Linked DNA regions of Homo sapiens: region 2 is linked to region 1. Evidence: read pairs that join two places in POLR2A ChIA-PET (ENCODE). Cell type or tissue: CD4-positive, alpha-beta T cell. All regions are shown on one strand.

The links. Peaks named below come from ENCODE experiments on the same cell type or tissue, not always from the same donor. Only the 100,000 strongest peaks of a DNase experiment are listed, where the experiment ranks them.
Region 2: POLR2A ChIA-PET joins it to region 1 with 8 read pairs; 5 of 35 experiments call an interaction of 5 or more read pairs at or near these places.

Annotation. Positions count from the first base shown.
Region 1 is chr12:51,481,775-51,484,274 of GRCh38, forward strand. The region is part of intron 16 of SLC4A8 (solute carrier family 4 member 8); the gene reads left to right. Among named protein-coding and RNA genes, the nearest start is that of SLC4A8-AS1, 58 kb to the left of the region's middle. In CD4-positive, alpha-beta T cell, no CTCF peak of the experiment used is centred here; DNase peaks (open chromatin) are centred at 1,357 and 1,837; H3K4me3 peaks cover 470 bases; H3K27ac peaks cover 793 bases.
Region 2 is chr12:51,382,032-51,384,531 of GRCh38, forward strand. The region is part of intron 2 of GALNT6 (polypeptide N-acetylgalactosaminyltransferase 6); the gene reads right to left. Among named protein-coding and RNA genes, the nearest start is that of GALNT6, 8.1 kb to the right of the region's middle. In CD4-positive, alpha-beta T cell, no CTCF peak of the experiment used is centred here; no DNase peak of the experiment used is centred here.

The DNA.
Region 1 (2,500 bases):
TCTACAAAGTATATATAAAAAAAAAAAATTAGCCAGGCGTGGTGGTGTGTGATAGTAGTCCCAGCTACTCAGGAAGGCTGAGGTGGAAGGATCACTTGAGGCCAGGGAGGTCAAAGCTGTAGTGAGCTGTGATGATGTTACCGCACTCCAGCCTGGGCAACAGAGTGACACCTGCTCAAAAACAAAACAAAACCAAAAAAAACAAAGTTCTCTACTCTTAAGTTGGTATATAAGATGACCTGCACAGTGTCACAGAGATTTCCCACTCAGTAAATCACTCTGAAAGAGTTTGCATAAGATTCTGTAGATTTGCAGTATTTAATGTGGATAGTCAATAGCTACATGTGGCAAATGGCCACTTGAAATTTGGCTTGCCAAATTGAGACTGTACTGTACACATAAAATATATACCAGATCTTGAAGGATTGGTACCAGAAAAGAATATAAAACGTTTCATCAATATTTTATATTGATTACATACTGAAATGACAATATTTTAGATATATCGATTAAATAAAATAATAATTTGATAAATATAATTATTTCACTTATTTTTATATTTTTTATGTGGCTACTAAAAAATTTAAAATTAGACATAGGGGTAACGTACTTCTTTGTTTTTTGAGACAGAGTCTCACTCTGTCGCCCAGGCTGAGTACAGTGGCACAATCTCGGCTCACTCCAACCTCCACCTCCTTGGGTTCAAGTGATTCTCCTGCCTCAGCCTCCTGTGTAGCCGGGATTACAAGTGTGCACCACCATGTCTAGCTAATTTTTCTATTTTTAGTAGTGACAGAGTTTCACCGTGTTGGCCAGGCTGGTCTCGAATTCCTGACCTCAAGTGATCCACCCACGTCAGCCTCCCAAAGTGCTGGGATTACAGGCGTGAGCCACCGTGCCTGGCCTGGCTAATGTAATTCTATTGGACATGCTACTCTACACTTACATGGTTTGGGGTAGGCAGTGAAATACCATAGGTAGAAAAGGTAATTCAGTGAAGCATCCAAATAGACAGAAACAACACAAATATTTTTGCTGGAGTCAGGAGCACTATGTGGCACAGAACACCTCCCAGAAAGCAGAAAATTTTTCTGCCTGAAAACCAATGTATATGTAAGACCCCAAGTAAAAAACAAAAGCAAATGAGCCCCAAACTGTCTTCCCTCAGCTTTGCCTGGGAGCTGCTATCTTTGCACTTATTTTTCTAGCATCAGGATATTAGCCACATGAGGGAGCCAAGCATATTTGTCTCATTTTAGGCATCATTCTTTTGTGGTTCCCCCCACCCCAGGTATTGTTGAGTCTGTCCAAAGCTGGGTGAGATACCACACAAGTCTTGCTTCCCTCAGTGTGCTGCTTCTCTCGGCCTTGGTGGAGGCTGAGCCTGTTGCCGGTACCCACCAGCCCAGTAGGTTTTGATGCTGCCTCCTGAAAGAGATTGTATTTGTTTCGTTTTGCACTAGTCACAGTTGTTGTTTAAACTACATCAAATTTGGGGGGAGAATATTTGCCTGTGATGGAAAGAGAGATAGATGAGTTATTGCTTCAAGTGTTTTAAAATAAAAGCTATTCTCACACACAAAAAAAAAAAAGAAAGAAAAAGAAAAGAAAGGGAGCTCAAATCAGGAGGAAATGGTGGTTTTTCCTGTAAGTGAGGTTTCAGCCAGACACATTTTCTTTTTCTTTTTTTCTTTTCTCTTTTTTTTTTTAAGTCAGTAGTGGTTTATTAAATGGTTGTATCACATCTGGAAAACATTATTCAAAACATTTATTCAGCATACTTCCTGTTCATATTTTAGAAGATGTAAAGCAATGAAATTTGCTCTAAATAAATGGCATTTTTTTTGCCATTATTTGGCATCTTGCCAGGTTACTTTTTACATCCAAGTTCAAGTGATATTTTGTTCTCAAAATAAAATAATTTTCAAGGTTTGGAAGTATAATGCGAAAATTTTAACAGGGATTCTTTTTTTTTTAATTATACTTTAAGTTCTAGGGTACATGTGCACAATGTGCAGGTTTGTTACATATGTATACATGTGCCATGTTGGTGTGCTGCACCCATTACCTCATCATTTACATTAGGTATATCTCCTAATGTTATCCCTCCCTGCTCCCCCCACCCCACAACAGGCCCCGGTGTGTGATGTTCCCCATCCTGTGTCCAAGTGTTCTCATTGTTCAGTTCCCACCTATGAGTGAGAACATGCGGTGTTTGGTTTTCTGTCCTTGTGATAGTTTGCTCAGAATGATGGTTTCCAGCTTCATTCATGTCCCTACAAAGGACATGAACTCATCCTTTTTTATCAGCCAGGCACATTTTCAATACAGGGTACATAAATGGGAGGACTCAGTTAATTAGATATTTAGTGTACACCCATATATGACTAGAACACATTCTTAGACTTCAGTGAGCCTACATGGCAGTCACGGGAGGTACATATTAAGTAAGTTCTGGGTCTTTGTTTCCTGCTAGGACAAATAGTTAACAAGTGGCTGT
Region 2 (2,500 bases), 100 kb before region 1:
GGAGGTGGATTCATTCTGGACTGGGGTACAAATGTGGCTTCTTTTATAACATCAGATTCAGCAGCACCGTCAAAAATCAAACAAAAGAAATCTCTTTGAGCATCTATTTTGTATTAACTATTGTCTAGGAGATAGGAGAGATTTGTTTATTCCACCAGTATTTACTGAATAACTGCCTCTACCAGGTACTCTGCAAGAGGCGGGGGACACAGAGAAGTGCAAGGCCAGCCCTCAAGGATCCTACAGTCAATTGGGGGCATCAGATTTTAAACAGAGATTACCCTGTGAGAAGCAGAATCAAAGAGGTACCCTTGAGTGCTGAAGGAGCCGGCATGCAGGAAACTCAGCAAATGGGGGAGGGCAACATCTGTGAAGAAATCTCACGGGGGCAGAAATGGGCCGAACACTAACTGGCGAGTAGGAGTCAGCGAGGCGAGGTGAGCACATTTCAGGCAGAAGGCACAGTACCTGCAATGGTCTAGAGGTGGGAGACAGAAGAGCCAGTCACAGAACTGTAAGCAGTCTGGTATGGCAGGAGTAGCAGAAATTGGGCCTACAGAGGTGGCTGAAACCAAGTCCTAAGGGCCTTGTTCATCATGCTGAGGAGCATTTGCCCTTGACCCAAGGCATGGGGAGTAATAAAGCGTTAAGCTGGGAGCCCAGCATTACAGGAAGAGCAATATGACAGCGGTGGAGGGTATCTTGGAAAGGGACCTGCTTGGCAGCTGGATGACCCATTCGGAGTCTGACCCAGGAGAGTTAGTAGCAGTGTGGATGGAAGAGGGAGGGTATGGTGCCTAGGAAGACCCCCTTGGGTGATGGGGTGGGACAGTTTACCCCGTCTGGTACACAGAGGGACACAAAGGCTCAATTCCTTTCCCCAAGGGATTTGAAAATCTTATTGGAGAACGAGAACTGATAGCACTGACCAGGTGAAGGAAGCACCTGACCAGGGGAGATTCAGGAGCAGGAAAAGGACCTTTCACTGAATACTCTTTTGTACTTTGAACCCTGACTATATTACTTATTCAAAAATGAATAAAATTAAAGCAGAATAGCACAGACAGTAAGAGCTAAGCTGAGAGAGGTAGAGTTCCCTGTGGGTTTGAGGAAGGCTTCGGGGAGGAAATGGGGATTCAGTGTAGCAGGAGTTTCTTGTCACAGAGGTTGAGCTATGCTGGGGCTAGCACAGGGGGATTTGCTTGAGCTAGACACCTCATCAGTTCTGGAACTGTCCCGGCTAAGCCCACACAGAGGCCTGCAGAATGGGGGAGTGTTTGCCATGACAGCTTTGAACCGTCCTGCAGGCTTCGTCTTCCCTGCTACTTTCCATCTACCTTCCCACTCCAGCAAGAAAGAGGGAGCACAGTTAGAAACAAAGGCATGGTAAGATTGTAGTTACTAACTGTTGCCAGTGCTCAAGACTCACCCCCTCCAGGAAGGCCTCCTGACTGATTCACTCAGAATCACCTAGGTTACTCCAACTCTTTCATCCTGGCACTGCCTCGTGGTCCCTCACAGCAGGGCCTGTTTTTGCTTCTTTTATTTTCCCTGGAGAAAGAAATATAGGGTTAAATTGAGCTCTTCCTAGGCATCTAATCTCTCAATCCCATCTGGCTGCCTGAAGCTTTCTCTCTCAAACCTACAGTTCCTCAAGGTACTAACCACATCCTGAACCGAAATGAGACACCTGGGATTAGCCTTGGTGGTGAGGCACTCATTCTCTAGTTTGTTTGCTTAGCATGAGGGCAACAGGAAGAGTCCCTTAGAAGAGACACAGAATCTAGTGCAAGCCACAGGACTTTGGGGTTAAGGATTTCTGCTCCCTGTGTAGGAGATGATTCCCAGAAGTATGGTTAGCAAGGTCGTGGAGGTCGCCCCTCCACCAGCCTTGGAGAAAGAATAGCTGCTATTCTTTGCTATTGTTTCAAGTACAAAGCTTCACGAGATCCGCCCCTGGTGTCTTGTATATCTCCCTCACCTTTGGGCTCCCACACCTGGCCTCCTGCTTTCCTGGCAAGTGTGCCCGCAGCCCCCATCCACTCATTTCCCTCTCGCTGTGGCTCAGCACTTCTTCCCAAGTCTTTTTCCTCCAGCTACCCTTGGGCCTGCAACTCTTTGGACCATCCTTGGCTTTGATCCCGAGATGATGCCAGAAATCCTCTCTGAAAAGCCTGCCTAGATTGAACAAATGGGATTTGCTTCCCTGGCCCCACCGGCCAGAACACAAACTTACCTTCTCTCACTGGTGTAAGGAACTGAGGCTTTACCCAGCCCAGCTTGTATCAAACTGCTGATTACAATCCACTGTGATATTATAAAATAAATTCAGAGTGTTGCAAATTAGCATTCAAAAATTTCTTTAAAAGACCAGTTAGGACCAGGCACAGTGGCTCACACCTGAAATCCCAGCACTTTGGGAGGCCATGGTGGGCAGATCACTTTAGGCCAGGAGTTCAAGACCAACCTGGCCAACATGGTGAAACCCCTTCTCTACTAA